Linked DNA regions of Homo sapiens: all the other regions are linked to region 3. Evidence: chromatin loops called from intact Hi-C (ENCODE). Cell type or tissue: PC-9. All regions are shown on one strand. Links, peaks and the distances in the headings refer to the core of each region. The heading gives the core; the rest is flanking DNA.

What was found. A loop is a pair of places that touch in the nucleus more often than their neighbours do. Peaks named below come from ENCODE experiments on the same cell type or tissue, not always from the same donor. Only the 100,000 strongest peaks of a DNase experiment are listed, where the experiment ranks them.
Region 1: a loop joins it to region 3, with 2.9 times the contacts of the local background. A loop is called at or near these places in 3 of 110 quality-filtered maps.
Region 2: it touches region 3 in a loop (18-fold over the local background); 39 of 110 quality-filtered maps call a loop at or near these places.

The regions. Positions count from the first base shown.
Region 1 is chr2:206,660,361-206,670,684 of GRCh38, reverse strand. It overlaps DYTN (dystrotelin), which reads left to right. Exons shown (of 12, transcript NM_001093730.1): 10 at 4,656-4,815; 11 at 7,290-7,782. Among named protein-coding and RNA genes, the nearest start is that of FAM237A, 23 kb to the right of the region's middle. In PC-9, for the core only: no CTCF peak of the experiment used is centred there; no DNase peak of the experiment used is centred there.
Region 2 is chr2:206,386,789-206,397,112 of GRCh38, reverse strand. No RefSeq gene overlaps it. Among named protein-coding and RNA genes, the nearest start is that of ADAM23, 52 kb to the left of the region's middle. RefSeq lists an enhancer at 4,634-4,928. In PC-9, for the core only: CTCF peaks have their summits at 4,608 and 4,807 (motif pointing left); a DNase peak (open chromatin) is centred at 4,762.
Region 3 is chr2:206,553,855-206,564,178 of GRCh38, reverse strand. ADAM23 (ADAM metallopeptidase domain 23) reads right to left here. Exons shown (of 26, transcript NM_003812.4): 10 at 6,681-6,752; 11 at 4,061-4,224; 12 at 2,967-3,051; 13 at 1,886-1,976. Among named protein-coding and RNA genes, the nearest start is that of FAM237A, 83 kb to the left of the region's middle. In PC-9, for the core only: CTCF peaks have their summits at 4,862, 7,397 and 7,601 (motif pointing left); DNase peaks (open chromatin) are centred at 4,258 and 4,638; H3K4me3 peaks cover 739 bases; H3K27ac peaks cover 2,621 bases.

The sequences.
Region 1 (10,324 bases), core at 944-8,943, 110 kb before region 3:
AGCCACTTTTTGAAATAGATTGAATTTCTTTGAAAAACATAATTATCATGTTCTTATATGGATTTTTAGGATGTGGATTAAATTCAAACCAAAAACTTATTTTTTTATTTCTTCCTTCTCTAGACCATGGTCAGCACTAGGAATGAACTGCCGAGGACTCATGAATCCATTAATGCTCTCCATAGAGAAAGAAGATAGGAGCCACATGAGTATGTGCAAATACCGACCACAGAGAGAAATCCATAGCATTTCCTTTGCTTTTAGAGAAAAATTTTCTACAAAAATTTTACCATTTTTTTTTAATTTGGGAGAAAATTTTAAGCCAAGAAATCCTGTGATTCCAATATGAAGGTTAAAGGGAGCTTTGACTGTATTTGAGTAGTTAAGCATAACAAAAATGACCAGGCTAAGTAAGTTTTGACTTTCGATTGCCTGATTTTATTCCTTGGAATTTAGTTAAGCACTTTTAGTGAAGTATTGATTCTTGTGTATATCTTGTGTTATGTATGTGTTTTACCTTCTTCTAAAGAAATCAGTACTTGTTATCCAACAGCATTCTAACTTTCTACTAGGTTTATTAGGCTGAATGGAAACTGTCTATCATCTTCTTATTGTGTCTTAAGGAACTAATCATCTCTTGAGCTCTTAGCTCCTGCTGTTATTCCTTTAGAAGACAGAATTCCTGGCTCCCCAGTAAGAAGTTTCCCCTGAGGGAAGACCTTTGTTTTCAGGCACAATACTTAATATCCAGTACATGTCCAATAAACTAGCAATTCTATGTATATATGTATGATGAGATATGCTTCCTAATCTAAATGTACAGAAGAAATAAAACATTTTCTAAATTCTGTGATAACTCAGGAAAAGGAGTTCAATAAACACTTTTAAAGTATCAAAATAATTTAAATATTAAAAGTAGTTTTCATCTTTTTCATGGAATAAGAAAAAGAAATTAGAAAACATTTTTAAAGCAGTAAAGCACTAGAAAGGCTATATTAAAATTGAAAATGTAGAAATAAAAGCAAATTTTAAAATTTAGTTTTTTTAACTTACCTTCTTAAAATGATTATTTAAAATGAATCATTTTAAACTAAATATTCCCTTTGATATAATCCATGTCTACTATTTACAGCATTTGTATACTGCTAAAGTATTTATCACTACAAAGTGTACCAAAGTGTAAGGCTGATTATTGAATGAAATAAAACATGAAGCTCCATCTTTGTTCCTGTCTGCACCATCATTTTTATCAATAATTTGGATGAAACTGTAGACAGCCCAATTCTCAAATGTGTGTGTGACATGATACCAAAACCCCTAGGTAATAAACTGAATTACAGTCTTGGATCACTGAGATGTAATAGACTGGAATAGTGAGGCAGTTAATAAAGACCAAATTTTAAGGGATTAAAGTCCCACAATTGGAGGCCCATGTGCACAAGTAGTGTGAAAAAGACCTGTGATATATGTGGTAGTTAACTGCAAGTTCACTGATAGTCAATTATGTCACTGATTATTTTAAAAGCAACAGTCTCAGACACATTAACAGAAAGAGTACTATTCAATTACTAGTTATCTATTATTAGTCTACACTGTGCTAGGTAAATTTATTAGTCCAATCTCACACTGCTGTGAAGAAACGCCTGAGACTGGGTAATTTATAAAGCAAACAGGTTTAATTGACTCACAGTTCCACACTGCTGGGGAGGCCTCAGGAAACTTACAATCATGGTGGAAGGCAAAGGAGAAGCAGACACCTTCTTCACAGGGTGGCAGGATGGAGTGAGGACAAGCGGGGGAAACGCCAGATGCTTATAAAACCATCAGATCTCGTGAGACTCACTCACTATCATGAGAACAGCATGGGGAAAACTGCCCTCATGATTTAATTACCTCCACCTGGTCCTGCCCTTGACACGTGGGGATTATGGGGATTACAATTCAAGATGAAATTTGGGTGGGGACACAGCCAAACCATATCAGTAATGGACAAATTAAATAACATTTAACTGCTTTGGGCATGATTAGCTTGCCTAGGGAGTATTCGTGTTTTCATTTGAACAGTTAATACATGGGAGATTCAAGCTGCTTAGCCTCCACCAGAAAGCAGGAATACAGATAAAGATATAAAAGTATAGAAAGGCAGATTTTATGTCGTTTGAAAGGAATTATTTCTTAGATAACCTGAATTGTTTGTTATGAGTAGATAATTGCCTGGAAAGTCCTGGGCTCCCAGTTGCTGGCAATATTGGCACCAGGTGATTTGTATTTACTAGAAACAACCCATAAGCATCTCTTCTTTAAAAAGAAGCAGAAGAAGAAAAGAACTGGATTTCTGACAGAGTCCTACCTTCTTTCACCTGGATTGTGGAAGGATAGGGATTTATGTCTTCTAGTTGTCCAGACCTGGTGGATAGGCCAGAGTGGAGGAAGCAGACATGGGTGGTGGACAACATGAGGAAAAGAGAGAGCCTGACATCGTTAGTGGTCATAACAAGCACAACACTTTGGGTCCAGAGAACACTGTTTAGACAGGCTGTCTGAGAATGTTTTTTTGTTGTTGGCTGTGTAAAATCCCTGGGCTGACTCCTTTCTGAGAAACCCATCATAAAGATATACCTGAAACTCCAATTACGAGCAAGGATTTTAGAGTCAGACTCCTGTTTCACCTGTGTGTGACTGTCTGGAAGTTAGAGGGCTATCTTTCAGAGATGCCTGCTTTGCATGGGAGCCCAAACTAAATTTCAAGACCTCCCCAAGCTCTATGCAATTAGGAATTTCGCAGGTTCTAACACTGAGAAATGTTGCATTTCATACCAGACAGCCAATTTCCACAAATTCCACAAATATGCTAACAGCAGTGATCAAATAAAATTACTTTATTTAGACAATTTTAGTTGTAAACCTACTATATGACAGGAACTATTTTAGGCCTGATCCAGAAGACATGTCAACACACACACACACACACACACACACACACACACGCACACGCAAAGTTGCCAGAATAAATAGACAATAAGCAATTAATTAAGGAGTAGAGTAGGTAATATATAAGTAAAATAATAAGCAAAGCCCATAGTCTGTCACAGTGTATGGCTGTCTAGAAATTTGAAGGCTGGACTCTTCAGGCTCTGTAGTAATTAGACATGGCAGAATGCCACAGAGACAAGTAAAGAAGGGAAGAGTTTGGCCATGCTGGAGGAGAGGTTGGGGTTGTCATTTTTGTATTCAAGTAGGGCAGTCAGATAATGCCTCACTGAAAAGGCGCCTTGAGAGCAAAGACTTGAAGGAGGTTGGGGAGGGAACTGAGCAATGAGCTGGGGAAGAAACAGCATCCAGGCAGAGGGAGCAGAAGAGCAGACTCTAAGTGGGGAACAGACCTGGGGTGTTCAAAGAGGAGCGAGGAGCTCCATATGGCCACAGGGCAGTGAATAAGCCGGAAAGCAAGAGATGAGGTCAGAGAGGGAAGGGGGGTCTGTGCCGTCTTTGTGGGGCTTGTCCACCTCTGTAAGGACTTTTGTTTACTCTAAATGAAGAGGGAGCCCCTGGAGGGTTCTGAGCAGAAGAGCAACATAGCTTGACTTTTGTTTTAAAGAATTGCCCTGATTACCTTGACTACTTGGTTCATATTTTTTTAGAGACAGGGTCTCTCTCTGTCAGCCAGGCTGGAGAGCAGTGGTGCAGTTATAGCTCACTGTAACCTCTAACTCCTGGGCTCAAGTGATCCTCTTGACTCAGCCTTCTAAGTAGCTGTGACTACAGGTGCCACCGCACTCAGCTAATTTGTGTGTGTGTGTGTGTGTGTGTGTGTGTGTGTGTGTAGAGATGAGGTCTTGCCATGTTGCCTAGGCTGGTCTCAATTTCCTGGCCTCAAGGGATACCCCAACTTGGCCTCCTAAAGCACTAAGATAACACACACACACACACACACACACACACACACGCACACCCATGAGTGAGTGCACCCAACTTCTTGGTTCATTCTTAAACCAATGAACAACTAGACAAAAAGAGAAGCCAAAGCAGACCTACAATCCATGAACTGCAATATTCTTCCTCCCCTGTGTTCCTGGTCAAGTGTTGGGTGTTTAGCCATGACGGGTGTACTTTCATTCTGAATGGAGTATTTCTAGACAAAAGGATAGTGTATAAAGTCAATATTCCTATTTAAGTAGCCAGTAGAGGGAAGCTGTCAAAAGTAATCTGTAATATGCGTGGTGAGTTTTCTGAAATACTTCTAAAGCCAGTGGAATGCTTAGTAGAATCATATCCATAATACACACAAAGGCAGCTGCACATGGTGAACAAACAGTGTCAACAATATTGATCAATGTGAGATAACAGTTGAGGCACAGGGTTTTCCAATAGCCAGGCATGGTGGTGTGCACCTGTAATCCCAGCTACTCAGGAGGCTGAGGCAGGAGAATCACTTGAACCCAAGAGGCAGAGGTTGCAGTGAACCAAGATCGCGCCACTGCATTCTCCAGCCTAGGTGACAGAGCGAGGCTCCATCTCAACAAAAAACACAGTTGAGACACAGGGTTTTCCAGCATCTTTTCCCACAAAAAGGACCGGAATACATCTTACCAGGGCTCTAATTAGTGTACTGGCCTCTTGCCCTTCCAAACCGCTCAAATCTGTTCTCTTTTCAGGCTCCTTAAAAAACAGTTAAACCAATACAAAGACAAGTTGCAAGCTATATACACCTCCCAGGAAGAAAGAATTTGTCGATTTGAAACAAGGATTCACAAACTCAAAACCAACCAGGATAGTCTATGGACCAAGCTACAACAGATAAGACGGGACCTACAGGTATAAAATGTGAGGGACACTGGCCATCTGGACTGCCTGGAAGTCTAACCTTGAGTCCTTCAGCCAAGGGAGGAGCTTCCCACCTTACTTTGATCAGCCTCTTCCCTTGCCTCTTCTCCCCGTACCCTGACCTCCCATTTCCTCATCCAGGCTATATCCTATCCCTCCATGAAGGCAGTGCCATTGAAAAACAACAGGATCTGTAATATTTACAAACAATAGACTTTGGGGCAAAGTGATTCTTTATAGCGTCGGTTTTTTAACCTTTTGATCTCAGGATCCCTGTACATTCTTAAAAATATTTGAGAACCCCGAGGGGAATTTGGTTCTGTGGTTATATCTTTTTGCATCAATATCTGTTGTTATAGATATAACCACAGAAACAAAATGAAAATGAATGAATGAAAATTAAATTAATAATAAAATAAAATTAAATAAATAATAAAATTACTGAAAATTAAAACTGAGTTGTTAAATAAATTAAATAAGTAATAAAATTAATGCAAATTAAAACTGAGAAGTTAAAATGTATTCACTAACTAAAACATAAAAATAATAAACCCATTAAATATACAGATAACATTTTTAAACAATATGTTTTTCTAAAAACCTTAGAAGAGTGGCATTGCTCTATATTTTCCACAAATCTCTTTAAATACCTGGCTTAATAAAAGACAGCTGAATTTTTGTAACCACTTCAGCAATCAATCTGCTGCAATGTGTTTCGGTTGAAGTATCTGAAGAAATCAGGCCTCACACAGATTTGCAGGTGAAAAAGAGAGAAGTATATTAATAGCCTTTCAGATACCGAGGCATACTTCTCTTTAATACTACACCAAAACATGATACATGACAGCTTCTTAAAGGAGACTTTAATCTGAAACCATATTTATGTCACGCTGTTTCATTAAAATCCAGTGTTCTTACATGGTCTTTAAGTGGGTCTCTTAGCCACGCATGATTGTGTAACATTATACATTGGTCATTTGGAAAATATTGGTTCACTGAGCTATACTGAATGTCCTAATGCTCATCCATTTTATGATACTGGGTGAAAAAAATTCACGTTCATTAATGTCACTGCCAATGTAATTACAAAATTGCCTAAGAATTGGAAAGCTATCAAGCTCATAGTGGTAGGATGCAAGTTTTCCAAAATTCTAAGTTTTGACTGAAAGCCTGTTTTTTATGTATGTAAATATACATTTTAGACAGGGTCTTGCTCTGTCATCCAGGCTGGAGTACAGTGGCAGGATCATAACTCACTGCAGCCTCGAACTCCTGGGGCTCAAGCAATCCTCCCGCCTCAACCTCGTGGCTAGCTAGGATCTCAGGCTCATGCCAGCACACCCAGCTAATTTTTATTTTTATTTTTTGTAGGGAGGGGGTCTCACTATGTTGTCCAGACTGGTCTTGAACTCCTGGCCTCAAGCAATCCTCCCACCTCTACCTCCCGAAGTGCTGGGATTACAGACATGAGCCACTGCGCCCGGCCTTAACTGTTATAACTGACAGCAAATACTGTTAATTGTTCTCCTTGCAGTGACATTCTCGCTTTGTTCATTTTTGAGAAACTGTTTGACAAATACCCAAGTCTGAATAACCATAGTCTGTCAGTCTTTCTTTGACACAAGAGGCAACCCTTTCATATTTCAGTACACATCAGAAGTGTCTTATGCACACTTCCCACTTCATCACACATAATATTTAAAAGACATGTGTTCATATTTTTAAAACTAAGAACTATTTCTATTCCATCAAAGGTGTTCTTAAGCAGAACTGGCTTTTTTTTTTTTCCACTGCTAGTGTATGAGGGTGAAGAATACCCTGATTATTAGCACTGTTTGGTGATGCTGCCTTGATTCACACTAAAGCACCAACAGCTTTACTTATTGATTTTGCATCATCAGTGCACATGTCAATACAATAAACAAATAACATCTAAGTATCCTTATGAACATAATTTTGACATCACAAACCCTAGAAGGGTCTTGGGGATCTCCTAGGGTCTGTGGGCCACACAATGAGAACTGTGCTTCAAGCGGAGCACATCCCTGGATTTTCTCCCTGTGGCTTACTGTGAAACCCTTCACAACACACCTACCAGAAAGACTATTATAAAATGCTTTATTGTGATAATTTTTATCTGTCAATTCAACATATGCTTATGTTTTCAGAAATTCCTTATGGTATTTTTAGAACTTGGGCTTTTTAGAACCCAGAATTTTCCTAAATTTCTTGTAATTATTCCCTCTGTTATTTTAGAATCTGAGCTGTTCCAGCTCTTGTAGAGAGTTTTAGGTTGACATAGAATTAGCAGAATAAATTAAAATTAATAGTAATGATAATATATTTACAGAGGAGAAAGAAAAGTCTTGCATTAGAATGTTCTGTTGGAATGTTGAAATGTAATGCATTTATGAAAAAGTAAGATAAACATTAATTTCTTCATAAATAAAGTTTTGTTTCCCCAGGCAAGGTTGCAGCCACCCGGTCCTTCATCTTCTTCCTTTCAAAATGTGGGGAACAAGGTTGACCATTCTTCAACTGAAAAGGTTCCAAAGGGAGGGGATTATTTGCAGATCAAGAATGCCACTGAAGATGCTTCAACAGGGGAACCTCTTCCTAAGCTTGATGAGGTTGACAGAAGTCACAGAAGTCACACAAATGCAGAGCATGCTCTGCGAAATCCAGAATCACCAGAGACCACTTTGCACAGCACCAGGGCACAAAGCCAAACACAAAAGATGCCACAGAAAGTCATTAGTGCCCTACCCAGTTATCAGGAGGGACTGAAGCAGGACATCCCCAAAATGGTTCCTGCTGAAATGAGCAGTCCTGCTCTGGCAGCCGTGGAAAAGAAAGAGGCAGGTAACATCAAGGAGAGAAAGGATGAGCTGGAGGAAGAGGAACTGCAAGAACTATTGTCAAAACTTATGGATGCCTTCAATCTAGAAACGCCATCAGGTAAGGTTTTCACAATCCATAGACATCGTGATGGCCAAGGATTCAAGCTGCCTTTTTAAAAACTTGATTTTATAACAGCCCAACAGCTCCAGTTCATCTAGTATGTAGCAGTGCTCTGAATCTATTGGTTATCAGTAGCATCTCTGAACTTGATTTTTAGGATTACCTAATTCACAGGTCTGTTGTGAGTATTAAAGGTGATAAACCATGTAAGACTTTAGTATAGAACCTGGCATATAGTGAGCATTCAGTAAATGCTTTATTATTTTGTTATTGCAAAATATTGTTATTATTATCAGTATCCCTAAATCATATATAACTGGGCAGCCTATGTCACCATTTAAAAATGGTGATAATATTGTAACTCTCTTTCTAGAAGAGAATTGATTGCAGTTTCTATGTTATAAGTAGTATTATCATTATTATCTTCTGCATAAGCTATGATTCATTGCTAAATTCTGAAGGCTTTAGATAAGATCCTTCTTTACTGTAGTTACTGCTTCTGTTTTGGAGTGCCATTGTCTTATTTCTCATTAGGGTATTTTGTTATCTTTACATATGTAGAGAGAGATCCTTCTCAGTTTACAATGGGGTTACATCTGATAAATGCAATGTAAGTTGAAAATATTGTTAGGTAGAAAATGCATTCAGTATACCTAACCTACCAAACATTATAGCTTAACCGACCTACCTTAAATGTGCTCAGAACACTTACATTAGCCTATAATTGGGCAAAATCATCAAACACAAAGCCTACTTTATAATAAAGTGTTGAATATATCATGTAAGTCATTAAATATAATACACTGTGGAGTAGACTACTGATCATTTACCCTTGTGATTATGTGGCTGACTGGGAGCTGTGGCTCACTGCTGCTGCCCTACTTCACAAGATACCACATATTGCTAGCCTGGGAAATGAACAAAATTCAAAATTTGAAGTATTATTTCCTACTAAACACATATCACTTTTGCACCATCATAAAATTTAAAAAATAGTAAGTCAATCCATCATAAGTCAGGAACTATTTATAGACACACATACACAGTTGATTCTTGAACAATGCAGGGATTAGGGGTGCTGGCCCCCTGCACAGTTGAAAATTCGCATGTAACTTTACTCCCCAAAACTTTATTAATAGCCTACTGTTGACTGGAAGCCTTACCAATGAACATAAACGGTTGATTAACACACACTTTGCATGTCATATGTATTATATACTGCTATAATAAAGCTCGAAAAAAGAAAATGTTTTCAAAATCATAGAAAGATAAATATATTTAAGTGGAAGTGGATCTTTATAAAGGTCTTCATCCTCATTATTTTCATGTTGAGTAGGCTGAGGAGAAGAAGAGGGAGGAGGAGGGGTTGGTCTTGCCGTCCCAGGAGTATCAGAGGCAGAAGAAAATTCACATATAAGTGGACTTGAACCCATACAGTTCAAACCTGTATTGTTCAAGGGTCAACTATATATAAATTTCTTTCTAAGAAAGCTTAAGTTGTCTTATGTTGGAGTGATCATCTACAGACTTGTGATAAAATGAAGGATAAAATACTCATGTGTTTTTGCATCAGAGGAGGCCTTCTCAAAATATTTCTGAGTTGGCGTATTAGTTTGCTGGGGCTGCTATAACACAGTAACACAGATTCAGTGGCTTAAACGAAGAACCAAAATATATTTTCTCACAGTCCTGGAGGCCAGAAGTCCAAGATCAGGGTGTCAGCAGTGTTGGTTTCTTCTGAGACTTCTCTCCTGGGCTTGCAAATGGCTGTCTTCCCTCATGCCTTTATATGGCCTTCCTTCTATGTATGTCTATGTCTATGTCCAAATTTTTTCTTTTTATAAGGACACCAGTTATATTGGATTAGGGCTCATCCTAGCGACCTCATTTTAACTTAATTATCTCTTTAAAGACCCTGTCTCCAAATACAGTCACATTCTGAGGCACTAGGGGTTAGTCAGGCCTTCAATATATAAATTTGGGGTAGGAGGGGGGCACATTTCAGCCCATAAGTGTTGGAGGGCTATAAACCGAGTACATAATAATGTCAGCTTTGCATAGAACTTGGTAGAACCAAGTCAATAAACTAATTATTCGGCGATTCTAAAATACTCTACAGTAAATTGAGTTGGAGTTATAATCTTTGTATTAACAAAAACAAGTTCAGAAAGATGCCAGAAGTATGCTCAAAAGGCAAGGGATGGGAACTGCTTGTGCTGATTCTTAAGCTGACGCAAAATTCCACCCACTGCATTTCCATCTAAACATTTTTGGGGTCATGATGAGTATTCAAAGCGAAGTCAATATCCACTTGACCTTTTTAGGAAAATTTCACCAAAAGTTTGGACTTTATAGAAAAGTTTTTTAGTCTTTAGCGTATTCATGTTGTTTTTATTTTTTATTTTTGTTTCTCTAAATGAGCTGGAGAAAGCTGATAATTTCTAAAATATTGTGTTGGGTCAGCCCTCACAGATGTAGTAGCTTTATTGCACATTTTAGATTGTTTGTAGGCTAGGTCTACTACACATATTTGGAAGGC
Region 2 (10,324 bases), core at 1,002-9,001, 170 kb after region 3:
CCCAAGAGAGCAGGCTCTGCCTTCTTGCAACAGTGCTCTGCCTATTTACAAGAGGCATCTCCAAACACCCTATGTTCTTGGCCTTATATTTCCCCTAGACCCAATTTCCTGCTTCTCTCTATTTCTCTAACTCCCACCAGATACCATGGTTGGCTGGGTGGATGGTTTGTTGGTTTGTTTTAAGTCTGATGATGTCGTTTATGCTGAAGATGCTACTGTTTTATACTTTGGAAATGTTTCATCCTAACAGTCCTCCTCCCTAGGTTAGATTTTCCCTCTGCCTCCACGCTTATGTCAGCTGGAGAATCCTCCCATCAACACATTTCTGAAGTGGAGTTATTGTTGGTGATGTTTCTCAAGTCTTTAGTGGTGCAGGAAAAAACAACATGTCTTCTTCTATGTGTTTTCTAGCTTCTGTTCAGACCAACAGAAATAGTGCTTTCCTGACCTCATTTATTTATTATTTTATTATTGTTATACTTTAAGTTTTAGGGTACATGTGCACAACGTGCAGGTTTGTTACATATGTATACATGTGCCATGTTGGTGTGCTGCACCCATTAACTTGTCATTTAGCATTAGGTATCTTGACCTCTTTTTCTGCAGCAGCACAACCTCTTTACTCCTATTGTTCCATATCTTTTCCGCCCCTCCCCCAAGGATGCCCTATCTCTCTTTCTCTCTCACACGTTCTCGCTCTGTCGCCCAGACTGGAGCAGTCACGGCTCATTGCAGCCTCTAACTCCTGGGGTCAAGCAATCCTCCCTGCTTAGCCACCTGAGTAGCTAGGACTACAGGCACACACCACCACTCCCAGTTGATTTAAGATTCCCTATCTCTTTCGGGTAGATTCACATATTTTCCCAAACTTCATCTATTCCTAATGTAATGTCATTCCTTCTCTACAACATGTAAGCTTATACCATTTGTCTAATCGATGTCATCCTTCCCAGTATATTCTCTTCCCACTTAACCTCAAGGAAAAAAGTCTATTCTTAAAGCTAGTCCTGTTTCCCTTCATGTTTCAGATTCACCACTTCCAAAGCCCAAGCAATACTTTTCTGATCCTCTATCAAATTTTGAATCTTTCTTCTTCATCTATAGTTTTTCTTCTGCCTCTGAGCAAACATAATATCTATAGCCAGAGTGTTCTGGCACCAGAGGCCTTTATATTTTCCAAGATGACAAATTCATGTATAGAAAGGGTCTACTTAAAATATGTATGTGTGTGTGTGTATAGAAAGAGATATATTTAGATCAATATAAATGAATATTCTTACAAATATGTGGTAAAGAGGATTTCTTAAACAAGAATCAAAAAGCAAAATGAAAAACAAGCCCCCCAAAATGAGAAACTAAGCCGATCAACTTGATTGCACTAACATTTAGGCCTGTATGACCAAAGACTCCATGAAAAAAGCTGAAAGCTAAGCAAAGCTGATTAGGAGAAAGTATATGCAGCATACTTAACAAAAGATCATCTCATAGATTAATAAGAAAAAATCAGACAATGTAATAGAAATCTGAATAGAGATTATAAACAGATGATTCACGAAAGAGAAAATGCAAATGGCCAATAAACATGAAAAGATGCTCAATCTCACTAGAAACCAGGGAAATGCAAAGTAAAACAATGACATACTGTTTCTCTCCCTTAGATTGGCACAAAGGTTTAATTTTATTTATGAATTTTTACAAGGTTTTCAGGAACTGGGTACTCTCAGATACTGCTGTGGGAATATAAATTGGTTCAAGTAATTTGCACATAGCCTAGAACCCAGCAGTTCCACATATAGATTTCTATTTGAGAGAAACTCTGGCACATATTCACTTTGTAGACACTTATTCAAAGGTTCCAGGCAGCACTGTTTGTAACAGACAAGTATTAGTAGCAATAACAGTTAAAAGGAATATACTAGATCTATTTGTATCAACATGGATAAATCTCAAACATCACTGCTAATTGAAAAAGGCAAGCTGTAGAATAAAATGCATATGACACCATTTTGTCAAACACACACATACTGATGATACTAAAATGATATTCTGAAAACTCATAATACTGGTTACCTCTTGACCTCTTTTTCTACAGCAACACAATCTAATGCTTTACTCCTGTTGTTCCATATCCATTTCCCCCTAAGGATTCCCTATCTCTCTCACTCTCTCTGTATTAGTCTGCTCTCACACTGCTGATAAAAAATACCCAAGACTGGGTAATTTATACAGAAAAAGAGGCTTAATAGACTCACAGTTCCACGTGGCTGGGGAGGCCTCACAATCATGATGGAAGTTGAGGAGGAGTGAGTCACATCTTATATGGATGGCATCAGGCAAAGAGAGAGAGAGCTTGTGCAGGGAAACTCTCCCTTATAAAATCATTTCAAAACCAATCATGCCTTCCAAACTCTTAACTCATTTCAGCATTAACTCAGAAGTCCATAGTCCAAAGTCTCATCTGAGACAAAGCAAGTATCTTCCACCTATGAGCCTGTAAAATCAAAAGCAAGTTAGTTACTTCCTACATACAATGGGGTACAGGCATTGGGTAAATGAAGCCATTCCAAATGGGAGAAATTGGCCAAAACAAAGGGGCTACAGACCCCATGCAAGTCCAAAACCCAGCAGGGCAGTCAAATCTTTTTTTTGTTTTGTTTTGTTTTGAGACAGAGTGTGTCACTCTGTCTTGCCCAGGCTGGAGTGCAGTGGAATGGTTTCAGCTCACTGCAGCCTCTGCCCCCTGGGTTCAAGCAATTCTCCTGTCTCCGCCTTCCAAGAAGCTGGGATTACAGGTGTGTGCCACCACACCTGGATAATTCTGTATTTTTAGTTGAGACGGGGTTTCACCATGTTGGCCAGGCTGGTTTCGAGCTCCTGACCTCCAGTTATCCACCCACCTAGACCTTCCAAAGTGCTGGGATTACAGGCGTGACCCACCGTGCTTGGCCTCAAATCTTAAACCTGCAAGATGATCTCCTTTGACTCCATGTCTCACATCCAGGTCAGACTGATGCAAGAGGTGGGTTCTCATGGTCTTAGGCAGCTCTGCCCCTGTGGCTTTGCAGGGTACAGCCCCACTCCTGGTACCAATTTACTGTATTAGTCTCTTCTCATGTTGCTGATAAAGACATACACAAGACTGGGTAATTTATACAGAAAAGGGAGGTTTAATGAACTTACATTTCCACATGGCTAGGGAGGCCTTACAATCATGACAGAAGGCAAGGAATAGCAAATTACATCTTACATAGATGGCAGCAGGCAAAGGGAGAGAGAGCTTGTGCAGGGAAACTCTCCCTTATAAAACCATCAGATCTCATGAAACTTATTCACTATCATGAGAACAGCATGGGAAAGACCTACCCCCATGATTCACTTACCTCCCACCCAGTCCCTCCCACAATACGTGGGAATTCAAGATGAGATTTGGGTGGGGACACAGCCAAAACATATCACTCTCTCTCTCTTTTTTTTGGGGGGGTGGGGAGGGAACAGCAGCTCATTCTCTTGCCCAGGCTGGACTGCAGTGGTGCGATCATAGCTCATTGCATGATCTATGGGAAGAAATACATATCACAAGTAGTAAGTAGAAGAACAATAGCTAACATTTATTAAGTGCTTCTACATGCCATATGGTGTTTAAGTGCTTTACAAATATTATTACATTTAATCCTTAAAATCACCCTATGAGTTAGGCATTAATATCCATCCTCCAGATAAGAAAATCAGGCATAGTCAGGTTAAGTAACTTGCATAAAGTTGCACAGCCAGTTAATTAGTTTAATTTGAACCTAAGCAATCTGGCTCCAGCCCTTCCTTACTACTCTATTGTAATGCCTGGGATATGGCATCAGGGTCGTTGGATAGTGCTCAAAGATGACTTAATGGCAGCTTTAGCTGTAGGCTTCCAGTTTTTTGGAAGAAGAAGGTATTTGGAAATCATTTATATAGTTAAAAATCAATTTTAAATAGGAAAAGCAATTATTGATAAATCTTAAATGCAACCACCTCCAAAAGGAAAAGAGGCATGAATGAACAAAAAGAAAGGAAGAAAGAGAAGAAAGAAAGAAAATGGCTTTTACGGATCTTCATTTGTCTAGTGATGAATTTCATAACTCTGATTTATTGAATAATTTTAGTGCTCAAAAATCCCTGCCATTATCAGGATTCATCTCAGCCCAGGGGGAACAAAAGGAGATAAGAAGGTAAACAAATCCCTGGGGTTGTTCCTCCTGTCCATCAATGCCAGCACCACCAGTCCAAAATTGTCTACAGTGAAGTTTTGTCTGTTTTGAGACAAGCCTTCCTTTGCCCTTGAAATTAATTCCTAACCTACTACAATCAGTTCTGTCTCATCACCCAGAGGATGTTACCTGGCCCACAGTCATCCTTATTGTTTGTCTATAATGGAAAGAAAAGGCAATTCCAATCAAATTGCAATTAAAGCAAGGAAATAATGAAAAGTTTTTCTTCTTCTTAGAAACCATCCATTGCCCCCCAAGACCTTCCAGGGGGCAGCAGGGCACAAAGGTCTCAGTAAAGCCCTCAAACTGTTTCATCACCCAGTTGAATAGGAAATCAGTTTTCCTAAAAAGCCAATCAAGGGGGGAAAAAAAACTACAAAATGAGCTATAAAAGAAATTTTGCCACCAGGAACCATATTTAACCTTTCCTTTAGCAAAGAGAAAGTTCCAGGCCCAAGCATAGTGACCTAAACCGTGTTCCTGGACTTGACCAATCCAATATTAGTAATCAACTACTTTGTGGGTGGAGTAATAGCTGAGGGAAGTGAGATTTGAGCTCCCCCACGTGGCAGAAGCCTTCCATTAACCCTGAAGGGGGTGAATGGATTTTTTCAGACTAGCCTAGATTTCTCAGGTCTATGTGCAATTCACTTATCTTCTTGGGATATAAGTTTTTTATAGCATTTTCTGAAATAACATCTTGTGATAAGACTTCTTGCCCTATTACACTGAATACTGCAGTGATTGTGAGTGGGATTAGCCCAGAATATCTTCTCCATAATAGACAGAATGATCTGTTTATTTCTATCTGTTTTTGCCAACCCACACTACACTTTTTGTGTGAACTCATTTTTTTTAGCAAGTTTTTATTTTCAGGGCCGTGTTACAACTAATTTAGTATCTGATTTTCCAAACATTCTATGACGAAGGAGAAAAATAACTCTAGCATGTGTTGTTCTCTCTAAGGTGGTACTTAAAATAGGGCACATAGTCCTATGAATAAGAATAAAATAAACCCTATTGGGTTTGATACATATTCTTCAACCCTCAAAACACCTTGGTAATACAAAACACAGAACTTCTTGGCCACAGCTTGCAGTATTTTTTCCTCCTCTGTCTTAGGAACTCCTTCCAGATATAGAATAAGCCTTGAATTTGCCAGCTCTTCTTGCTACTGCAGCATATTTTCTCATTCCCAAGAAAATATTCTTTCTCTTAAAGAGTAAAATGACAAAAATTAAAAGTCAAACCACAAACTGGGGAAATATTGCACTTATATATGATAAAGCACTTACATAAAACTATCTGAGAAAGACTACCTTCCTAATACATAAAAGAATATAACAATTATTTCCCAGAGAGGAAACGCTGATGCACAACAAAATTTGGAAATGCTTAACCCTCTAGAGAAAGTTTAAAAATACAAATTAGAATAATATAGCACCTTTTTTCTATTATACTAACAAAGACATTTAAAATGGAGAATGTTCTATCTACATACAGTAGAACAGACACCAGATAATTTGCTTTTAAAATCGATTTGGAAAAATACCAAGAGCAGCCTTAAAAATATTCATACCCTTTGATCTCTGGGGTTAATATTAAGAACATAATACAAAATAAGGGAAAAGCTTTATGCACAAATATTTTTATTGACATACTATGGCTAGAAACAACCTAAATAATCAACATTAAGGGATTGGTTACTATTATAGTTTTTCTTAGCCTACTGATTTTCATTTCTGGTTCCACATTAAAATCACTTGGTTTGCTATATTTTTACAATAATGATTCCTAATCTTCATATCAGAACAACTGAATCAAAATCTCTAGGACTGAGACCTAGGCATATATGTATAAAAAGTCTCTGAGTGGCTTTCATGTGTAGCCAGGGTTGAAAACCACTAGGCTGAAGAAACTATGATAGATAATTGTGCAGTAGAATATTATGCAGCCAATAAAAAATGCTTCCAGAGTTTTGAAAAAATACATACTTTAGGGCTGGGCATGATGGTTCATGCCTGTAATCCCAGCACTTTGGGAGGCCGAGGTGGGTGGATTGCTTGAGTTCAGGAGTACAAGACCGGTCTGGGCCACACAGCACCTTGTCTCTACAAAAAAAGAAAAAAAAAAAAAGCCTGGCATGGTGGCGTACACCTGTAGTCCTAGCTACTTACTCAGGAGGCTGAGGTGGAAGGATTGCTTGAACCAGGGAGGTTGAGGCTGCAGTGAGCTGAGATCTTGCCACTGCACTCCAGCCTGGGTGAAAGAATGAGACCCCGTCTTGACAACAGAAAAGAAAAAAAAATACATATTTTATTTTGAAACAGTTCTAAACTTACCAAAAACTTGCAAGGTTGGCATAAAGAACTTTCATGGACCCATCATCTAGAGATGCCATTCAAGTTTGGCCAACTGTCCCAGAAACATCCTTTACAGAAAAGAATGCAGTTCAAGATCTCAACATTGTTCACAGCTGTTATGACTATTTTTCATGACCTCAACATTCTTTAAAGATTATAGGACAATCACTTAGAATATTTTTCAATGTGGGTGTGTTGGGTTCCTCAGGATCACTCCAGGTTTGATGATTTGCTAGGAGGACTCACAGGACTCAGCAGATGGCCACAGTCGTCGCTATGATTTATTAAAGCCAAAGAATAAAAAGGAAAATTAGCAAAGGGAAAAGGCACAATGGGCAAAATCCAGAGAAAACCAGGCAAGCTCCCAAGACTTCTCCCCAGTAGAATCATACAGGATGTGTTAATTTCCCCAGCAATGAGCTCTGATAACACATGTGAAATGTTACCTACCAGGAAGCTTATTAGAAATTCAGTGCTCAAGGGTTTTATTGTGACTGGTCACATAGACACTCTCTGTCCAGCAAGTACCAAAATTCCAGACTCCCCAAAGGAAAGCAGAATTCAACACAATCCTCATTCTTTGTACAAGCAGTTTGGGCAGAGCGAGCCACTCACTGTGTGATGGGAACACTCCTTAAATCCAAGTTCCCAGATACCAATCATGGGCAACCTTGCAAGCAGGCCTTTCTAAGGATAGCAGCCCCAGGCCTGCTATGTTAATTCTCATCTACACAGTGGATTTGTTTGATGTTTCTCATAATTAGACCCAGGTAATATATTTTTGGCTGGAATATCACAGATGTTGTATTCTTTTCATTGCAACTATTGGATGGAGCATGGCATCTGTTTGTTTCTAGTCTGATTCTATTTTTCATGTGTGACTGCTAACAGCTTTCAAGGCCCACTCCTCTTTCTTCCTCTTCTGCCCTACATCTTGGCAAGCTGATAAGAAAGCCTGGGTGATTCCTTGTTTGATGCTGGTGGGAGGTTCAAAGCACGTGAGCCCTGTCCCATAACTGGTAACCCTCACCCCAGCCGGAGCCCATTAACCACAATAAAAAATCAAAGCCAGTCACCCTCTGTGCTTTCTCAGCCATTTCCAGACCTGTTTGGGAGCCTGCCCTACTCTTCCCAGAAAGCCTCAATATATGAGTAATAAATAAATCTCTTTTTATCCTCTTGGGGTGTGTGTATGTGTGTGTGTGTGTGTGTGTGTGTGTGTCATCATCAGTCTCAAATCTAAACCAATTTTGGAGGTGAGGGGTGGTCCATCTTGCACCTATAAAAGTCTCATTACTGGTGGTGTTAACTTTTCTTGGTCAAGACAGTGTCTGCCAGGCTTCTACAACTAGAAAGTCATGTTTTTCCCCTTTTGTAATCAATAGATATTTTCTGGAGAGATAATTTGAGACTATGTAAAATTTCATTTAAACCCTACTTTCACCCACCAGTTTGGGTGTCCATTAATGTTAATTATTACTGTGATAGTTGTCAAATGGAGACCTTCTGATATCATCAATCCTTCTACATTTATTAGTTGGCTTTCTACTGTAAGGGAGACTTCTCTTGCCTTCCCATTTGTTTATTCATTTATTCATTTATTTCTTTTAGCAGTGTGGAGCCACATATTTGTGTTTTATTCAGTAGATTAGAATCTGTAACTGTCATTATTTATCTTGATGCTCAAATCACCAGATGTGGCCAATGAAAGCCTCTTTAAACTGGCTTCTGAGAATTTTTGTTATCTCCTCATTATTGTTTGAGAATTTCTTTGCTTCCTAGCACAGAAGGATATTCAGGTTCATCTTGTACATTCCCTGCCTCAGCCCTGGAATCTGATGTTTCTCCAAGAAGCCCTGCTTCCTTTCATTGAAAAGTGATATTAACAAGTCAAAATCTAGATGCTAGATGTGCTTGTTATAGCTGGGGCATGACTATTCCCAGGCCCTTTCTGTGAATAGAGGTAGGATGTATATGAATGTATACACACATCAAATCTCTCTGTATTTGTGTGTCTGCACACATAAAAACCATAAGATTCACACTGATACCACAAAGTCTAACAACACAAAGTTCATTCTGGTTTCCTTTTATTTTTCTGTAATTGTAACTCCAACAGTGAAAAGCCTGGCTCCTCTTATATGAATCATCCTGTAAATGGCCAGGCTTTCTGCAACCCCCTCCTTCTCTCACCCAAAACTCTAATTTGAACCTGCCTCTATACGCTGCCTAACTTGTTTGGATCTGCCTAATGGCTTTTTGTTTTACAGCTTTATGGAGGTATAATGGATATACAGTGAACTATACATATTTAAGTGCACAATACGTTGAGTTTTGACATATGTATATGCCCATAAAATCATAACCACCATCAAGATAATTAATATATCATCCACCTCAAATAGCTTCCTATGCCCTTTTATAATCTCTCCTTCCTGCCCCTCCTCCACAATAATCCTCTGTGTTCCCAGGCAACAGCTGATCTACTATCTGTCACTATAGATTAGTTTGCATTTTATATAATGGGATCACACAGCATGCACTCATCTTTGGCTTCTTTCACGCAGCATAATTATTTTGAGAGTCATCCATTCCGTTACATGGATCAATACAATAGTCCATCCCTTTTTATTGCTGAAAAGTATTCCATTGCATGGATAAATCACAGCATGTTGATCTATTCACCCACTGAAGGGCATTTGGGTTGTTTGTAGGTTTTTGTTGTTGTTGTTTGTTTGTTTGTTTATTTTGAAATGGAGTTTCGCTCTTATCACCCAGGCTGGAGTGCAATGGTGTGATCTCGGCTCACTGCAACCTTCTCCTCCCGGTTTCAAGCGATTCTCCCACCTCGGCCTCCTGAGTAGCTGGGATTACAGGCATGCGCCACCATGCCCGGCTAATTTTGTATTTGTAGTAGAGACGGGATTTCACCATGTTGGCTAGGTTGGTCTTGAACCCCGACCTCAGATGATCCACCCGCCTCAGCCTCCCAAAGTGGTGGGATTACAGGCGTGAGCCACTGTGCCCGGCCATTGTTTGTAGTTTTTGTCTATTGTAAATAAAGCTGCTATGAACATTCACTACATAGGCTTTATTTTGTGAACAAATAAGTTTATTTTGTCTTGGATCAATGCATAGAGGACAACAACTGGGTTGTATGGTAGGTATAGGCTTAAATTCTTAAGAAACCAACAAAATGTCTCCCCAGTACATCGTGCCATTTTACATCAGCAATATATGAGAGTTCCAGTTAATCCACATCCCTACCAGTACTTTGTAATTTTAACAGGTTTTATAACATTAGCCATTCTAGTGGGTGTGAGGTGGTTTTCATTTGCATTTCCCTAGTGAGTAAGGCTATGAAGCATCTTTCCATGGGCCTATCTGCCATTCTTATATCAACTTTTATGCAAGTTTGGCCCATTTTTCACAAGTTTTTTTATTTTTTATTTTTTTGGTCTTAGGATCCTGGAGTTGTAACGGTTCTTTTTATACTGTAATCTTTTGTCAAATATCTTTCAAAAAGATATTCTCTCATTCTGTGGTTTGCCCTTTCACATTCTTACCATGTCTATGATGCACAAAGTATTTTCATTTTGTGGTGAAGTCCAAATAATTGACTTTCCTTTTTTATTCCTTTCTTTGTATGCTGTTTTAAAAACTTCAACAAAAACAGATCACCAAGGTTTTCTCTTATGTTTTATTCTAAAAGTGTTA
Region 3 (10,324 bases), core at 1,008-9,007:
GAGAGGTATACATCTATCTATATATACCTATATAGAGAGAGAGAGGTATATGCAAAGATAGACTTCCAAATGGATTTTTTAAACTCAAAGTTTAGAACCAATGAAATAGCTACCTAAACAAACAAGTCACAAAGAAATAAAGAATTTTAGGCCGGGCGCAGTGGCTCACACCTGTAATCCCAGCACTATGGGAGGCCGAGGTGGGCAGATCATGAGGTCAGGAGATCGAGACCATACTGGCTAACACAGTGAAACCCCATCTCTACTAAAAATACAAAAAAATTAGCCGGGTGTGGTGGTGGGCACCTGTAGTCCTGGCTACTCGGGAGGCTGAGGCAGGAGAATGGCATGAACCCAGGAGGTGGAGGTTGCAGTGAGCCGAGATCGTGCCACTGCACTCCAGCCTGGGAGACAGAGTGAGACTCATTCTCAAAAAAAAAAAAAAAAAAAAGAATTTTAGGAAGGAGGGAACGATGGCAGGCATTAGTAATGAAGTCTACTTCTCACCCTATTCCATCATGCAACTCAGTAACACCTCTCAGCTGACTCTAGCACTGGCCTCCTCCCAGATTCAAGATTTCTAAACAAGGGCATAAACCTGGTCATACACCTTTCTGGTTTTAAGGTGTTTATGCCAGATGGTGAAACTCTAAACACTTCCTTTAATGTGTACTAGGTGTTTCCTGGGAGAGCAAACACTCTGAGCAAGATAATCAATGGAAGTTTGCGGAGGTTTGTGAAATGCCACCAGACACTTGTGATGACTATCTTAATGTACCCATAAAGGGAATTGAGAAGCCTGTGTAAATATAATTTGTTTCAATTTTCCACAATATTATGCATTAATGAAAAAAAGAATATAAAATATAGAATGATATTAAGGTAGATTTTTCCTTTTCTTCTCTAGGGAGGTTGGGGTGGTAAGTGAGACCTTTACTCCCAGTGTCTCATATTTTCAAAAAATAGGAAGGCACTTTCATCTAATTTCTAGTTAAGTGAATAATATGAATGAACACTTTGGTCTCTCTTTCCACCGGATTGCATTAGGTCGTTGCCCACTGTCATAAAAATGTATTAAAAATTATATTTTACCACTGGGTTTGTATAAAGATAAACACAATCTGGGTTGACTTTTATTCTGATTTTAAAAGAAATTAACATTTTTCATGGACCCTTCAGATTACTGTGAGCCCTAGACCCTTTGCCCACTAGAAAATCAGCCCTGTCTTCCTATCTACCTCTCATCTGATTAACGAAAAAATGACGCCTAACAGTCACTGGCTATGTTTTTTACTGATGGGATGTGTGGCCCTATTGGTTCTCCTTTTTGGACCTGCCTGGGCCACTAGAGGAGAATCCTATCCTCTACCACCTGTTCCCATGCTTAAAAGGCCCTGGGGCAGGGTCTTCCCTTGCAAAGCCTTTTTCTCCAACTTTTCTGATGAGACTAGGTGGGTAAATTTCATTAGAGTTTAAAGATGAGCTCTCTTTGACTCTAGATCTAAGCTATTTCCCAATCCAACTGTGATCTCACTAAGCTTGTGATGGAGGCTTTATCTAGCACCTTGTACGTCTGCTCAGCTGCTAGAACCCTGAGTGTGAGAGTATTCCCTGCCCCCAGCCCCACATTCTGCAGTGTGAGAAAGAGCTGACTCATTCCCGGAGAAACTGGGTATGATTTTATGGATTTTGAAAGGGAAATTTTTACAACCTAAACAGATTAAAAATTACCTTAAGTTGCTTATTTTCTAAATATTTTAGAGGAAGGAGATATACTACAATTAAACTATAATGACTGGAATGAAAAATATTTATTTATTGACTGGACATGCATTATACAGACAGAATGGCACATGAAAATGAGTAAGAAGGTCAGTGTACATACTTGGCTTTCTGCTAGAAGGTTCCCATTGGATTCCAAGGTTTTGAGCCAGGCTCTGCGATAATACTTGTGCCACTGCCATTGGAAGACCATACTGTTTTTCAGAGTTGAAAGTGTGTGGGAGACATTTGAGAGAGTGCACAAAGCTAGTTATTATTTCTTAATTGTTACCACAAATCTTCTCAGTTCCCTAAGTAGAGCCTGTCAGTATCTTAAGATGGCATATGCTACTTCTCACCTCCTCTTTACAACTGGGCCCAAGAAGCAGAAAGCCCCTCTTACTATGTGATATCTCTCAGAATTTGAAGCTCTCACATTGAAACATAAAATACAAGTCACAAAAGGCTGTGCTCCAATTCAACTTATACCAAACTAAGAATAAATTTAACTTACTAAAATATGTCAAGAGAGGTACCTACTAAATGGGCAACTGGGATAACCTGGTATAATATACTCCAATATTATTCCAGGCTAATTGTAGGCTATTGAGATAACCTGGTATAATATATTTCAGTATTGACAAGAGTTTAGATATAATTGGTTATGCTTTTTGGGTGCTGTTACCAATTAAGAATTTCCTTTATAAAACTGAAAGTATTAAAATCTGAACAATGAGATTAAGGAAATAGGTGTTTGAGTTCATTCTACAGATAGGTAGGTAGAAGGCATGAAAATGAAAATATATACATAGGGAGAAAAAAACATACAGTACTGATATCAGAAATCCTTTGATTTTAATGAGTTAAATTTAACATAGACAGAGGAGCATTATAACAAAAAAAAAGTCAGAGAAGGATTAATAAGCTTATAAAAGCTTAACATCTTATCTATAGAGGCCTAAAAGTCTCCAGGCCAATCTTCAGCTGCATTTGCCTGATATATACGAAAAATTGTCATTATGACACCAAAATATGTCACTATGAACCAAAAGGACCACGTTGGGTTCTATTTATTAATAACATAAGCCACTCATGCTACATTTGCCATGTCATCATTCTAAACAAGCACGAGAAAGGATGTAAACTGGGCCATAGGGAAAAAAGAGAACAGATGCAAAGATGAAACTCTAATTGGTAAAATTTACCTCATTCACACCAACTCCTCTTGTGCGAGAACAGACACCTCCAAAGTAACTCAGACTGCTTCTCTTATAGTGAAATGTCACCCGCCTTAAGAAAAAGCAGTGCTATCAGAAAACCAACGTGGTGGACCATCATTTCATACTCTCCCAAAATATGTCTACCCTCCTACATGGAACACCCCCAAACCATCCTCCTCCAAGAAATCAAAAACTTTATTTCAACTACCTTAAAATTTATGACATAATTACCTTTAAATTTGTTATGTTACGTAATTTCAATTGAGCAAGCACCAAGTACCTACTAAGCATCATGTACTAGCACAGGAATTGAAAACACCAAGATAAACAGACACAGCTCTTGACTTTTTTCTAGTAGAGAATATCTAGCAGTGATTAAAAAGAATTAATATTGCTGATTATTAAAAATTGCTGATTAAAGACTGAAAAAACAGGAAGTCAACGGTAATGGTGGGAGGAAAAGAAGGAGTGGTTTGGTTGGTTTGATTCCAGGACAGAACCTTAGAGGACTATCTGAAAATAGCTTTGCCATGACTGGGGAAGAGAATAGCTTATTATATTAAAAAGAAAGTATAGAACCCTTTTTCCTTAGTAGTAGAAACTCAACTGAATAGTTCATCTAAAAGGACTACATTTTGCTAGCCTCTCTTGTAGCTAGGTGTGGCCCATGTGACTAACACCTAGCAAATGATTTGTTCATGAAACATACATGTGCAAGCTTTCAGGAAACCTGCTTTACAGCAGTCAGCTCGGCTGGAAGGAGTACCCTTTTGCCCTTCTCCCCACATGTCATGCCCGCTGCCAGTAATGAAGGCTGGAGGGCCAGCAGGCATCCTAGATTGTGAGTTGATCTTGAGGATGGAAGTTATGGGCTCTAAAGGTAGATATTGTGACTACAGAACCATCAGCATCCCAGCATGGGATATCCTAACTCCATGCTTCTTATCTAACAGACAAAGGAACCCACAGAAATCTTGTTCAAGTCACTATTTTCTGATATTTAACTTAACTGAACCAAAAAAGGGATAAGGATAAATGTCAGACCAAAGACTACACTAAAGGCTGAAATGAGTACGTACGAGATGAGGTGCACAGCATCAGCATGCTGCTTAATGCGCTGCCGGTATTTTGAGAACTCATGGAGCATCTGCACAGGGTTGGTGGTGATGTCAATCTGATCCTTCTCAGTCCAGGTCTCTACAGCCACCAGGACAACCCTGGTGTTGAGCTGCTCCTTGTAAATCTGAGGGTATACAACAGGACAGGTGCAGGAGGAAAACACTGGGTCAAACATGCACGATCAGTGAGTCAGAGTCAGTGGAAGGACAGGAAGGGGGAGGTGAGAGAACACGGGGTCATAATTAGCCCATTATAGAGAATCTTCTTTTCCTTTCTTTTTTCCAAGAGCAAAAATAAAGAAAGAACAATCACACAATTTGGTTTCAACTCTCCTATAGGGTTATTTCGATCCCAGAGCAATACATTCACTGTCCTAGGGAGAGACAGTAAGGATTCCAAAGCCAGGGCATAAATTTAAAACATCGTTCAGTAAAATCACCCTTTCAAATCTCATAGCAGGTAACAGGTTGGAGCCTGATATACCAGTTCTGAGTAACCGCAGTGCAACAATTTATTCCTGCTGGATTGGAATGAATCACTAAATCTCCAGATAAGCACCAAACAATATAGCTGGCTTACCCTTGGAGGTCATATTATATGAAAAGTAAAATAACATTGGGAGAGAGAGAGACTCAAGGATCTGAGGCTAAAAAAGAGCAGATCCCTATCACTCATCTCATCCTCACCACTGGGTGGCATCACCCACAATATTTAAATTGTTCCCTTTCTGCTCTCTCTCTATTTTTGGCCCAGTAGCTAAACAATTCACACAATTAAGCAACTTCAATGAATGCTGTCATTTTGCCCTGTTTTCAAACTAATTAAGAAAACAATGGGCCAGGCGCGGTAGCTCACGCCTGTAATCCCAGCACTTTGGAAGGCCGAGGCGGGTGCTTCACAGGGTCAGGAGATCAAGACCATCCTGGCTAACACGGTGAAACCCCGTCTCTACTAAAAATACAAAAAATTAGCCAAGTGTGATGGTGGGCGCCTGTAGTCCCAGCTACTCGGGAGGCTGAGGCAGGAGAATGGCGTGAACCTGGGAGGCGGAGCTTGCAGTGAGCTGAGATCGTGCCACTGCACTCCAGCCTGGGCAACAGAGCAAGACTCTGTCTCAAAGAAAAACAAACAAACAAACAAACAAACAAACAAACAAAAACCAATGGATGATCTTTGAACACACTGAAGAAGGGGAACACCATTATGCCTAAATCAAATTGAAGCTATTATATAATGACTTTACAACAAAAACAAGTTAAATGTAATGTCTTTTAAAAATTAGTGGTCAGCTTCAGAACCTTATGTGGTAACCCAAAATAAAAATTACACTTTGCATGATGTAACTCTATTCAATCATGTTGAAATGACTAATTCAGAGATGCTACCAAGTAAACAGCTTTTGCAGAGGAAAAGATGTGGTTAAGATTCTCTTTTCCACATTCACTTGTGGTTTTCCTCTGAGAAGATAAACAAGAGCTGAAATTAAAGAAAATTAATAAACCAGGTGTAAATTGGCACTGAGATGCTATCCTAACTCTATATGAGATACTCGACGCACATCCACTCATGTTATAGTTTTGTGCAGCTGTGCCCACCAGGTACATAACATACATATGTTATGAATATTTACATGATTGGAGGTTTGTGGACTGCTTAAAAGGCAGAAAAGAAGGCAGCTCTTTGGAGTAAATAAGTATCATTTAGATATTTGGCAACTTATAAAAAATGGTGGGGTTTTTTTCGCATTTAAGAAGGAACACACAATAAAATACCCGATAAAAATATATTTAGCTAAGCAAAATAGCACTTTACATTACAACATATGGAGTAATATTCTATATTTAATTTCTGACTAGTCAACTTAAATATTCATTGGAACATAATATATAATGTTCATATCTATAGAGTTCTAACCTAAGGCAGGAAAAAGGCAGAAAATCTTAAGCATTTTCTGTAATTCACAAAATAAGTGAGGAAAACATATCAATATTGAAGATTTGTACAGTTAGAAGTCTTTGTAAGGAGATACATATTTTATTCTTCCAAATTAGTTTTATTTGGGGACTGCACTTATTTCCATCATCTAGAAATCAAGTATGAAATATCACACCAATGGGAACACTAAGAAAATATATTTGTGTCCTTAAAAAAATTTTTTTTGGTATTACCTATATTCTCCAAACATACTCTGCTTCAATCCATTTTTTCTTCTCTGTTACCACCATATATTTAAGAAAAGCCCAGTTGTTTCTTTAAAAAGTCTCATTTGCCAGTATAATAGCAAATAGATTTTGGTAGCTATTTCTCCACTGTTTTTGTCCTCCACAGACTGGGGGCAATAATGTATAGACGCAACTTAGAAGCAACACTAATGTATCTTTGGGATTCCGGGAATAACTCAGTCATCTGAAACTCTCAGAGCACTACTCTGTGAAGCGGACCATCCTATAATTCCTTAGCCAGATGAGCTTCAGGATTGTGTTTTTAAATTTGTTCAAGAAATACCTAAAGTACAAGTAAGCAAATAGAGATAAACCATTCCATCTTGGCACACAAATTCAAGAAAACCAGGATACTTACAGAATCCACAAGGTTGACCACGGACTTTGCAAAGTTGTTGGTATGTGCATGAGAAGAGCGATGCTTCTTATACTAGGGGGGAAATACATACCAGTCACTGCCAAATCATAAGTGAATAATAAATTTCAAAATGCTGTAAAAGCAGAAATATCTCAGTAATAGTAGAAATATGGATTTAAAAATATATAATTTAGTTTGTGGTATACTGGATTTGGTGGTGTTACTTCTCTGTTAGGTGGCAAAACTCTGACTATCTAAAACATGATGTTAGCTGGGCAGCATGGCTCACAACTGTAATCCCAACACTTTGGCAGGTGGAGGCTGGAGGACTGCTTGAGGCCAGGGATTTGAGACCAGCCTAAGCAACACAGTGAGATCCTGTCTTTACAAAATTTTTTTCAAAAAAAAACAAAAAAACCTACGATGTTCTGAATAATAGTAAGGACCTATAGAAATCGATATGAGAAGCTTTATACCTAAAAAGTAAGTTTTAAATTTAGTCTTAATGTCTACAAATTCAATCCTTTTGTTTTCATTGAAATGACATTTTGTAGCTTATACAAACGGCTTAACCCACTTGTCTCACTTTAAATTCAAGGCCACGCACAGATCAAGAAAATGTCTTTGTCAGTGCTTTAGATACTGTCCATGATATGGACAGCATTTGCCAGGCATTTAGTATATCCTTTCAGAGGAATGCCTCCTCCAAATGAAGCCATTTGCTTTTGACTGCTCAAAGTCAAAACAAAGAGAAGACAAAAAGTAAAAATGAAGTGTGCTGAGAGTTTATGATTGTTTATGTTTATTTAAGAAATAAAGAAAAGTAAATTAATAGAGTAATTCTACAATGACATCTGGAGGGCTACGTTTTTAGCAAGGAGTAGTACGCTTTGCTTAATGTCTTCAAGAGGACATTTGAAAACTGGTCTACCATAGGAAAATCATGCCCTCTACTGGTCCATGAGGTTATTATTTCTACAACACTAAGGAAAACAAAACCTACTTAAAACCACAGACTCAGATTTGCACAAGTCTTTGAAATTTACCTTCAATTATAATTATGAAAATAATGCATCTTTCATAAAGATTCAAAATATTTCTACATTAGAAAATTCTTTTATTTGTCCTTTGCCCATTCGCACCCTATATATAACTTTTGTCAGATTCCCTTCATTTCATTCTATCTGTGACTATGTTTTTTAAACAAAGAATATATATCTCAATGTTTACATATCTAATGTTTATTTTTTATAACAACAAAAACACTGATTACCCATAATAAATGCTAAATAAATTAATATTCTGCTATTATTATAGTATTCATGAATACATAACTGTTGGTATAATATTACTATTACTGTTCATGTTATTGCCACTACTGTACATCATAATCTGACCCAAACTGTCTATATTTGTGTTCTTTTAAAGTAAACTGTAATGTGTGCATATAACTGGGTCATAAAACATCCTATTAATCTGAAATTATTCAGGCATTATAACACATTTTGTAAACTTGGCATAAAGAAGTTTCTATAGATAGCTCAGCATTTTAAGTTGCCTAGCAAATTCCACAAGCTGAAAACTTTCCAAGATACACTTAAGAGTAAAAGGAAAAATATTAACATTAAGTTCCTCTGGGATGATGAAAATGTTCTAGTTCCACTGAATTGTGGATTGAAAGAGAAAACATTAGCTGATATCTATTCTTCTAATGCAGTGGTGTTACACACCTATTAAGATGAATTTTAGTTTGCTTCTGAGTATTAATTTGTTATTTTATTGAGATTTCTTTTTATAGCATAATGATCACGGAAAACATGACAAGTTTTAAAACATTTCAAGTTTTAAAAATTAATAAAATGAGGTATTTTAAAAGTCTATCAAAATGTAATGTTTTAAATTTATTTCATATTTGTAATTTTCAATCCTCTGATTTTCTTTTTAGAAAAATTATTTTGCCTGTCATTGTTATGTAAATTAGAGAGTGCCAAGAATGGAAACAGAGATACCTGTTGGGAAGCTACTGCAATAGTCCAGGTAAGAGATAATGGAGGCTAAACAACTGTAGAGAGAAGTGAATTCAAGTACCACTACGAGGGTAGAGCTCCCACGACTGGATGATGTATAGGATGTGGAAGGTGAGGAAAGAGAAGAATTAAAAGATAACTCCTAGGTTTTGAACTTGAATGGATGGGGGATTGTGGTGCCACTTAAAATAATAAGAGAGACTAGAAGAAGAGAAGTTTAGGACTAGGGAACTAAGAGTTCTGATTCAGAAGTTCTATTCAAATCAACACTAAAATAGAGATATCAAATAGGCAGTTCTGTATATGAGCACAGAACTTAAGGGGCTAGAGCTAAAAGTAGGGAATAACGAGTTTAAAGTCATGATCCCACTTAAAGACTTGAGGCTGCAAGTTGTTACTTAGGTAGAGAGTATACAAAGAGAAAAGAGCCCTGAACCAAGCCCTGCGGCACTCACATAATTCCAGAGGTCAGATTTTAAAGACTAGGAAGAAATAGCCAGTGAGGTGAGAGAGCTACCACGTCATAGAAGCCAAGAGATGAAATAAAATTTTCAAAAAAAGAGGGTAATCAACTGTGTCCAATATTGCTGAGAGAGTAAGACAAGGACAGAACAATGACCACTAGATTTGTTAACTTGAAGTGCCATTTAATTGGACACCTAGGGTTTAGTAGAAACTGTAAGTGTTTCGCCTAAAACAAATATTTGCTCCTCACAACTCTATGAGGTGGGTTTTATTATCCCCAAATAACTTACTCAAGATCACACAGCTAGAATTTAAATCCTTCTAGTCTCTAGGTTGAGGGAGGAGGTAAGCTGGTTCAGTTAACAATTCCTATTAAATAGTTTATATATATTCCTAACAAATCATGATTATTAATGAAAACTCAAAATTTGTTAGGTGTATATAAAATGTAGTGGTTTTTAAGTAAGGAAAACCAAGTGAGGTTTAAATTGAAAAATATTTAAATTATCCTCACATATTTACATTTATTGACGCATAGTTAAGTATGTAGCAAAACACGTACGCAAAACATTTGCTTTTCATGCACTTTATGCACTTTAAAAAATCTCAACCAATTTTCTATTAGAATAAGATTTTTAATATTTATTTTTAACTTAAGCAGCTCAAAGACATGTTTGCAGACTCTTATCAAGGCTATAATTGGCTTGCAAATGAGGTTCCACCAGCCAGGTACTAAGATACTTTTTACCAAATTGAGGGATTTTTCTTTTCTAATGGAAAGCCACTGATAATGTGATACCTATTGAAAATAAGATATCTGCATTTTTTTCAGGCAGCCAACGTTAAATCACTCTGAATTAAAGGGATAAGCTTGAATGCAAATGTAGGCAGAATGTTTCTATTTCCTGCATGAATTAGAACTAATTTTGCATATAAAGAAAAATATGCAATCACCATTTATAACAAAACTTACTTTCACATTTCTGATCAGTTTAAAACAATCTTTATTTAAAATGGTTGCTTTTCCTTCCTGAACACATGCAATCCTTAAGAAAACTGTCTTTTGAAAAAAAATAAGATTAGAATTTGGTTTTTCAACCCGAAGGTGAGAATTATCAAAATAACTATTCTGGATCGTATAGTATAAAGATT